2 separate regions of the Homo sapiens genome follow, and region 2 is linked to region 1. Evidence: chromatin loops called from intact Hi-C (ENCODE). Cell type or tissue: psoas muscle. All regions are shown on one strand.

The links. Peaks named below come from ENCODE experiments on the same cell type or tissue, not always from the same donor. Only the 100,000 strongest peaks of a DNase experiment are listed, where the experiment ranks them.
Region 2: it touches region 1 in a loop (2.9-fold over the local background); 23 of 110 quality-filtered maps call a loop at or near these places.

What each region holds. Positions count from the first base shown.
Region 1 is chr12:105,931,630-105,936,629 of GRCh38, reverse strand. No RefSeq gene overlaps it. Among named protein-coding and RNA genes, the nearest start is that of NUAK1, 200 kb to the left of the region's middle. RefSeq lists an enhancer at 686-1,885. In psoas muscle, no CTCF peak of the experiment used is centred here; a DNase peak (open chromatin) is centred at 2,169; H3K27ac peaks cover 1,639 bases.
Region 2 is chr12:106,130,049-106,135,048 of GRCh38, reverse strand. All of the region lies in intron 1 of NUAK1 (NUAK family kinase 1), which reads left to right. Among named protein-coding and RNA genes, the nearest start is that of NUAK1, 6.4 kb to the left of the region's middle. RefSeq lists enhancers at 84-926, 927-1,770, 1,771-2,613, 3,635-4,384, 4,385-5,000 and a silencer at 3,124-3,418. In psoas muscle, no CTCF peak of the experiment used is centred here; no DNase peak of the experiment used is centred here; H3K4me3 peaks cover 246 bases.

The DNA of each region.
Region 1 (5,000 bases):
TTCCATAGGAGATTAATGTGTGTTCAAGGTAAAAATAGATATTGTACCAAGTAAGCTTGGGAAATGGTGAGTTGAAGTTAAGCAGATTTCTTCATTATGGAACATCTCAGAGTTGAAACTTTAAGAGGTAGTCATGTGTGGATTTTCGAAACATATTTGTTTCAGGGAACCTTCCACCTTTGCTTTATCCAGCATCTGTTCCATGGAATTCTTTTTGGGGATTGCTGGGACAGAGTGTTTAATCAATAGCTTCCACACTTCTATTCAGTGATGCTTAGAATTAACTCAGGCTTCTGTCTTTAGGAGTTGGTAGCTGAGTCATGCATTCATTGCTGAGTTTTTGTGTTCATTGCTGAGCTTTTGCGTTCATTGCTTAACCAACATTATTTGAGCACTGCAATTGTCAGGCCCTAGGTTGGTGTGAGACCACAGAAAAGAGTAAGTTACCCATTTCCTGCCCTGTGGAGTTCACAGAAGGCAGTCAAAAGCAAATACGTAGCTGCAAACACAGATGGCAGACTCTGTGCTAGAGGTCCTCAGCCTGGTTGGAACATCTCCAGCACTGAGCACAGTGCCAGTGCCTGGGACACAGTGGGCAGTGGTATCAGCTCTGGTCGCCTTCAACTCTGAGTTGGGAGCCATAGGCAATCCTAAAATATTGGTTGACACAAGTAAACAGTTTGTTTTTTCCTCCTGTGGTAGGCTGTATAATGGCCCTCAAAGATGTCCTTGTCCTAATTTTTGTAACCTAGGAATATGATTCCTTACATGGCAAAAGGGACTTTTCAGATGTGATTAAATTAAGGATCTTGAAATGGGAGGATTATCTTGGATTATCCTCATGTCCCTGCTGTATCCTGATTGTCCTGATGTTCTCACAAGGGTCCTTAAAACAAGGACGCAGCAGGAGCCAGAGAGGAGAAGAGGCATGATGGTGAAACCAGAGATTGCAGGGATGTACTTGGAAGATAAAGGGAGAGGCCACAAGCTGAGGCACAAATGTGGCCACTAGAAATCAAAAGAGCCAAGGAAAAGGATTCTTCCCTCAGAGGAAACAGAAGGAACAAGCTCTGCCAACACCTAGGTTTAACCCCAAGAAACTGATTTTGCACTTCTGACCTCTAGAACTGGAAGAGATAAATATATGTTGTTTTAAGCCACTAAGTTTGTGGTCATTTGTTACAGCAGCAGTAGGAAATGAAGACACCCACCTAACACAATATCCAGAAGTAGGTGGCAGGAGGAATGTGCAGCTGCTTGAGCAAGTCGTCCAGGATCGAGCTCTTCCAGATTCCTGTGGCACCATCCTCCACACGTGGCATTCTTCCTCCTGATTATAAGGTGGGTGCGATATCTCCAGGCGTCACGTCCACATGGCATGCTGAAAGGAGAAAAGGGCTAAGGCTTTTTCCTTGGAAGCCTCTCCACCCCCTCTTTTTTTTTACATTCAAGGAAAGATGCCATTTCTAGAGATATCTGCTTAGATAGCCTCTACTTGCAAAGAAGTCTGTGAAGGTGATATTTTTTTGATGGTGCATGTTACTTTCCTGACCAAACTGGGATTCAGTTGGTAAGGAAGAAGGTGATAAAGGACATTGGGAAGGCAGATATCCTAGTATCTGTGACCATCCTAGTGTCCGAATGCTCAGTAAATATCTGTTAGAGGACTAAATGAATTATGGAAGGAGGGAAAACTGGAGTCAAGTTGTAGATCTGTTAGCCCATGTGAGGAAGTGGGGGACCCTGAGCTAAGGCAGGGATATAGGGGTGGGTAGATTGGAAGGGATGTGAGAGTTAATTCAGATCCACGGGGCTTGGTGACTGAGTGGAGAATCAGTGATGACACCCACCTTTCTAAGTCAGGTAGCTTACTAGATGGGGGTGCAGTTTACCAGGAAATGGAATACTGGGTGGTTTTGGATCTTCTGAGTTCAAGGTGTCTGTGGTCCAGTCCTCTTAACCTCCCTCCCTTGCCTGCTTCTCAAGGCTGTTTGCTCAGGACCAGCAATTTCCCAGGGGCGATCTGTCTGTGTGCAGCTGCAGCCACAGGGTGACACTTCTTTTGTTTTCTCTTTTTATCCCTTTCCTGTCTGGGCTGAATCCAGCCATGTTGTAAACATTTTTACGGTCAAAGCATCTTGGCAGCATCCTTCAAGCTCCAGCCTGGTGCCTCCGCTCCGTGACTCACTGGCAAAGATCTTGCTGCATAGGATCAGTTTGTTTTTTTCAGGGGGGTTGGAGTGGGGCGGAAGGAAGAGCCTCCGGTTACGGTGCTCTTAATGACTTAGTCACAGCCTGGAGTTCTCTGCTTCAGACTGCTATTTTCCATCTGTACAACTGGCCATTCAGGTACCTACTTCTAAAATTATGACCAAGGCTGTTGTATCTCTGTCGATGTTGGACCCTATAGCTCTCCATATGGGGTCAGCCTTTAGAGCTAACTGTCTCAATCCCTTTTGTTCTTGGACGAGTGGTTTGAGTCTTCCCTTGGATGGCACAGACTGTGAGAGCTCATGGATGTCCATGGTCTTCCTGGATACCTGGCTAGACTGCATTCCTCAGCCTCCCCTGCAGTTAGGACTGGCTGTGTGACTGGATATTGAGTGCTAGTGGAAAGAAGGGTTCCACTTCCGGGCCGGCCCATGAAAGGCCCCTGTGTGGTCCTCCAGGAGAGATCCAGAAGTCTCTGCGGCCCTAGGTGAATTGTGGAGTAACAGATGGGAAAAGCTTGGGCCTCTGAATCACTGTACAAAAGGCTACCTGCTGGACACCTGGGAGCTAGCCAGAGCAGAGGCATTCCTTCCACTCCTCCTGGAACTCTGTATTTTTGGAATTATCTCAGGGACTATGGTCAATGCCGCCCAGATTAGTGTTTGGTGATAGAACTTATCTTAGGCTCTTTACATTTTTATATAATTTTTATCTTTGCTTGTGTTGTTTCTACCTTTACATTGAACACCCTTTGAAAGCAGGGATTATGTCACATAATTTTATTTATTCAGAACAACAAACAGTGTTGAGTAGACAGCAGGCACTGACAAAACTTGTACTTTAAGAATTAGAGGGCCAGATGTGGTGGCTCACACCTGTAATCCCAGCACTTTGTGTGGGTGGAGCACCTGAGGTCAGGCGTTCGATACCAGCCTAGCCAACATGGTGAAACCTCATCTCTACTAAAAATACAAAAATTATCTGGGCATGGTGGTGGGCACCTGTAATCCCAGCTACTCTGGAGGCTAAGGTGGGAGAATTGCTTGAACCTAGAAGGCAGAGGTTGCAGTGAGCCGAGATTGAGTCATTGCACTCCAGCCTGGCCAATGAGAGAAAATCCATTTCAAAAAAATAAAAGAAAAAAAGAATTAGATATGTTTAAGAATTACAACACCATTTCTGCTCAGTCCTAACACCATTAGGGAATATGTAAGCAGCAATAAAAATATAAAATACAGTCCAGTATCCCTCCCAGAGCACACAACAGTTTCTCACTGATTGTTCAGAGCTTTTGTAGCTTTCAGCGTACATATATTAGATGCTAATATGATTATCGTATGTATTGAGCACTAACAATTTTCCCAACACTATGCTGAAAACTTTATTAAATTATCTCTTCACACACCGGGGCCTTTCAGGGGGTGGGGGGCAAGGGGAGGGAGAGCATCAGGACAAATACCTAAGGCATGCGGGGCTTAAACCTAGATGATGGGTTGATATGTGCAGCAAACCACCATGACACATGTTTACCTTTGTAACAAACCTGCATGTTCTCCACATGTATCTCAGAACATAAAGTAAAAAAATTTTTAAAAATCTCCTTTAATACTCATAACAACTGTAGGTACTATTATTTTTCCCACTTTGGCATGAGAAAATCACTTCTAAGAGAGGTTGAGTAATATACTTCAAGCCACTGAAGTATAATAAGCATAAGATCTGGCATTCAAACAGAGCCTGATTCCAAAGACCCAGCATTATATAACAATTTCCTGCCCCATTCTTTCCCACACTCAATCTCTTGAGTGGTCCAGAGCCCTGTGGGATTTGCCATGCCTGCTTTGTCAGAGTAGGCATCTAGCCCTACCTGTATTCAATGCCCGGGGACCCCACCCCGCCTACTCAGAGCTGTAACTGACTCTTTAGATTTCGTGTGTCTGTGTATGCCAAGACAGATGTGAAACCTTCAGTTGGGCAGATTAGCATCTCAGACTCAAATCAGGCCCCACATCTCGCCTCAGACACGTCCAACTCCCAGGCTGCTCCCGGTGCTAAGGTGGGACCGGCAGGGAGCCAGACAGGAGCACAATGTTCTCTGCCCATCAGACATTGTCTGACACCTGCGTGGGATTACGGGGTGAGCCTCCAGGCTCCAAGGGACACTCCCTCAGCATGGAATGACAATGAATTCAGCGAATTGTTGGAACTTCAAGTAAGGAAGAGAAATCTAACAGGCATTTCTGAGACCTATGATGATCTGTGCTCTGAAGGGGATGCCAGTGGAGAAGTTAGCGCAAAGTCCCCAAAGTTAAAAAACACACAGGCTTCGACAGCTGCAAGGCCCCAGCTCACCCCAGCGCCTCCTCCGGATCCTTTTGTTTAGGGCCAGCCCTCTTTCTTTTCATAGATTCTTGCAGGGGTTTTTCAAGATGATGATAAAAATAGTGCTGACAGGCAATATTTCTTGAGCCTTTACTAGTACTCTGCTAAACATTTGATGTAAACATGTCACATTTAATATAGCAAGCCTAGGAAGAAGAAGGTGCCATTTTTATCTTTCTTACAAATGAGGAAACTGAGAGGCAGGAAAGAATTGTCCGTGCTCATATAGCTTGGGGGTTGTGGGGCTGGAGTTCCAGCCCAAATTTCTCTAACTATCTACTAGCATTGGCTCAAGTGCCCAGTGAGCAGTTAATTATGGCAGCAGCTTGGCCTAAGAGAGGGAGCACAGGCTTCAAAGTTACCTAGATTGGGATTCAAACCCTAGCCCCACCACATCCCAGCTATGA
Region 2 (5,000 bases), 200 kb before region 1:
TAATCAATTTAGTTCCTCCTTTTAGCAGATTTTTTTTCTCATCTCATTTTAGGATTTCATTAGATTTTAAGACCATCAGAGAGACAATGCATTGTATCATGCAGAGAGAGATAGAAGAAATAATCAACTTTTCAGAGTAATAAAATAAATACCAAATTAATTAGGGAGGTGTGTCCATAGGAAGATGAGATAATTAGCCAGATTCAGATAGGATCTGAACACATTTCTCAAGTCTTGAATTTGGGCCTTGTTTATTGCACAACTTTGGTTTTGATACAGTTTTGGGCAGGCCTACTGGGTGAGCCTCTGTGTCATAATTCGGCATGCATTTTCTTTGAGCTAAGCTCCCTGGACCTACAGGCCACACAAAGCGTTGCCAAAAATCCCAAAACCAAAGCCACACAATTTTATGTCCTGTGATCACCTCGATGTCAAGGGGCCAAGTTCAACTTCCTCACTGTACCAGGTTATCTCTAGTGAGCAGTAGGTGGTGTGGTGTGAGCTGGAGGCAGGGTCCCTGGGGGGGAGTCTGGGATGGGAGTGGCAGGACTGGTGGGCAATGTGTGCCCCTCCCCCACAGTCTGCCCTGGTGCCCCTGGCCACTAGAGCATTAGCTTGGGTGATGGGGCATCCTCACCTAGCAAGCCAAGTGTTTTGACCAAAAATGGGTGTTTTAAGCACCCAAAGCTATTCATAGCCTCCTGCTGGAAAACTGCAAATCAGGGAGGCAAATTAGCAAACTGGCCTGCCAAGCCAGGAGGTGTGTTGACGTCACATGCACGGTGGCAGAAGTGCCATGTTGCAGCTAAGGCCCAAATACAGTTTTAGAGTGTAAGGGACCATGGCAAACATGTGGTTCAAACTTGTCATCTTCGAGGTGGGACCAGTAAGGCGCAGAAGTGTTAAGTGACTTTGTTGAGGTTGCACAGGTCTTGAATGACGGAGCTGGATCTTAGAAACCCGATTCTTGGTTTGGTATTTTTCCATCACTCATTTAATAAATCTTTACTAGAGAAAGACATGGGCCTCACTCTTAAAGAACTTATAATCTAGTAGCAAAGGTGAAATGTACTTGCAAACTAATTCTGTTCAGTTCGATGAAGATTTATTGCCATCTGCCATGTGCTACTCACCATGTTAAATGCTGAGACATAGAAATGAGTAAGACCCAGGGAGCTTCCAGCCTGGTGAAAGAGAAGGCAGAAGTAGTTACTAGGCATGAGTAACTCTTCCATAGAGGATTGTTTCAGGTGATTTTCAAGTTGGACAACAGTTCATTGAAGCTTAGCTCATGAAAGTGAGTTTGATCCTGGACAGAATCATATTTCTACTGCTACCATTATTTACTACCAGCTGATATTTTTGAGAGCTTGTGGTGCATCCCACTGTGCTAAGTGCTTTAGAGACATTTTCCCTCACTTAACTTTCACAGCAACCCTGTGAGGTGTAAAATAGTGAGACCCATTTTACAGATGGGGAAAATGACACATAGGGAGGTTAGGTAACTTGCCAAGGGTCAGACAGCTGGATGGTGTTTGTTTGTTTGGATGGAGTTTGTTTGGAAACCCAATGCTGCTAGAGGAATTGAGAACCTTCCTTAATGTTGCACAGCTGGTGACCTCTGGATTTGGGTGTGGTTCTTTGCTAATGGTGCCAGAAGAGCAGCCATGGGGTGATCGCCCACCCTTCCGGAAGGGTATCTAGAGGAGGGGCCAGGGTATACTGTGGGATTAGAAAGTGTTCTCCAGCTAATGGGAGGACAAGTGCTGTTGAAAATGACCCTTGATTTGGGTTTCAGAGGATTGGAATGTGGGGCATTCCAAGGCATTCATTCACTTGTGTTTGGGGGAAGGTGAATATTCCAGGTGGCTTGGAATGCAGGGTTTGTGCTGGGACACAATGGGAGGGCAGGATTGGTAAGGTAAGATGGGGGTAATAATAATAATTGATGCTAATGCAAATAATAGCAACTAATACTTCTTGAGTGCTTATAACATGCTAGGTGCATGTTAACTGATTTAATCCTTATAACAATTCTGCTATCATCCCATTTTCTAGATGAAGAACCTGACTCACAGAGAGGTTAACTAGCTTGCTCAAGGTCACAGGCAGCAGCAGAGCCAGGTTTGGACCCAGGCAATGTGAATGCAGAGACCTTGACCTTAACTCTTCCTCTAGAGGGGTCTGAGCTGGGTTCTGATCACAGTGGGGTGTTGAGCCCGTCAGTTTGGTGTGCTGGCTTGGAGCAGGGAGTTTTTGCAAGAGTTGAGGTTGGGAAGATAAGAATCAGAGCCAAGTTAGGGAGAAGAGATGTGCCTGCTTCTGGTGAGCCATCTGTTTGTTGGTCTGTTTGTTGGACCTCGAGGAGTTTGTTGTAATGAATCAGGTCAGGGAGCTCTTCACCTGGACACATACAGAGTCCTTTGTTTCCCAAGCAGCCTCAGACCCTGGAGTCCCTAGGGGGCTTTGAGGGGTAAGCTGGTTCACTTCCCTGCCTGCAGACAAAAATGCCCCCACACCATGCCAGTGTGTGTTGATCTTGCTTCCTCCTGGGAAGCAGCAGGAGATAAGGGTTTGAGTCAAGGTATCTTGTCTGTCGCTGTGTCCTGTGTGTCTTGAATCCATCCTGCAAAGATACTTATTGTCAATGCCTCACATGGTGCCAAGCACATAGTAGGTCCTCAACAGAGGCTTGTAGGATGGAACTGAAGTGAATACATTGAGCGAGAGAATATCTTGGGAGGTGTCGAAGTTGTACGTTATCTTTCCTGACCTCAAGGAACTTTAGATTTGTGGGGAAGGAAAGACAACGGTTGAAAATGAATGGCAGGTTACAGAGCAATGTCTGAAAAGACAGGCAGACCCTTTTCTGCACGAATTCCCCTTCTGTTACGTTTGCACATGCATTTGTTAGGGAGAGACGTATATCCAGGGTTTGTCAGGTTTCTGGCCGTGGCTTCTTGTCCTCAGTGGCTCCAGAGTCAGACAGCAGAAGTCTCATTTGTCTTTCCCACATGAAAGTCCTGGAGCATCTGTAAGTTATGATTTGTGAAGTATCTGCTTTAAAGCAGAATGCATTTATCATCGTGCTGGCCCAGACGACATTGTAGAGCACAGGAATGAGAGGATCCCAGGCCTCAGAGTAGGAGGGGCTGGGCCTGATGACCCACCGTGAATGGAGTCTGGCTGAATTGATAAAATTCCCTGGAAACAGCCCAGGAGCAGCCAGATGTTGGCTTTACAGCGAAACTCTTCGGTAAACTTTTAACTGCATGTGAAAACCAGGGCTGGGCATTTCCACTTCTAGGTTTACCCAGGAGAAATGCAAACATATGTCCACACAGAAACTTCTACACAAATGTCTATAGAGCATTATTATTAGTAAGAGCCCCAAAGTGGAAGGAACTGATGAATGGGTAAATAAAAGCTGGCACATCCATTTCATTTGTGGAATATTACTTATGATCTATTCCATAATTTTATTTATGGAATATTTTTGGACTGTTATTCAACAGTAAAAAGGAATGAGGTACTTAATACATGTGACAGCATGGATGAACCTTGAAAACATTATGTTCAGTGAAAGAAGCCAGACACAAAAGACCACAGATTGTATGATTCCATTTGTATGTAATGTCCACAAGAGACAAATCCATAGAGACAGCGTAGATGAGTGGGCCTGCGGGTGGGGTTGGGAGTAAATTGGGAGTAGCTGCTAATGGGTGTGGAGTTTTCTGGGGGGTGCTGAAAATGTTCTAAAATTGTGATGATGGTTGCACCCCTCCGAATATACTAAAAACCCCTGAATTGTGCACTTTAAATGGGTGAATTATATGATATGTGAATTACATCTCAATAAAGCTGGTAATAACTTAAAAAGGGGGGGGCTCAGGGTGGAGAGTGGGAAAGGGGTGGAAGCCTCTATCTCTCAGGCCTCTAAGATTCCAACCTCTGGTTCCACAGAAATCTCATGCTCATTTTGTGAAAGAAGCGAAGACAATCTCCTGCCAACCATGGTCAACATAGAGAGCCCCAGGGCCAGGCTGCCTGTGTCTGTATGCCAGCCCACCCCTTGAGAGCTGTGTGACCTTGGGCTAGTGACTAATTTTTAACCTCTGGGTTCTTTGCTAGGGCTCACAATAGTTCTTCTTTTATGGATTGTTGAGAGGAAGCACCGAGGTGACATAGCTAAGCCTTTTGCCTGGTGCCTGGCACACAGTAGGTACACAATAGATGCAGCCAGGGCGATTGCTACTCTACAAGGCACCTTTGTGCAAATTAAAAAAAGGCCTCCTCCAGGTGGATACATATGAAAAGGCTTCTGTCCTGGCCAGAAGCAGCCCCTCTCCTACTAGCGGCTCTGTGAGAACGACGCGGGCTGGGGCCCATTCACCTGCCCATCGGCTGGTGCCTTGTGCATGTATGATCTGCACATCCCTGCTTGGCAGCCCTGGTGGTAGCTTGCTTTCTTCTTCCTCTTAGCTACCACTTGTCAATACTCTGTGGCTGAAGCTTCCCCATAAGAAAGACCTAACATCCCCACATTGGGGCTCAACACACCTGCTCTTCTTTTCAATCTAGCAATAAACCAGATAGATGTATTTAATGTGTGCTTAACAATGTGTCCAGCACCATAGGGACTTTCAGAGGAGGATATTACAAGTCCTGCCATTGAGATACCTAGAATTTAGTTGGGGCTATTAGATTCAGACATCTGGAATAATCTGAGAACAATGCAATAATCTGAGTATAGAAATGAGGTGTCGAGGCTGGGCACGGTGGTTCACGCCTGCAGTCCCAGGACTTGGGGAGGCCGAAGTGGGTGGATCACCGGAGGTTGGGAGTTTGAGACCAGCCTGGCCAACATGGTGAAACCCCGTCTCTACTAAAAGTACAAAAATTAGCCAGGCGTGGTGGCGCATGCCTGTAATCCCAGCTACTCGGGAGGCTGAGGCAGGAGAATCGCTTGAACCTGTGAGGCGGAGGTTGCAGTGAGTCAG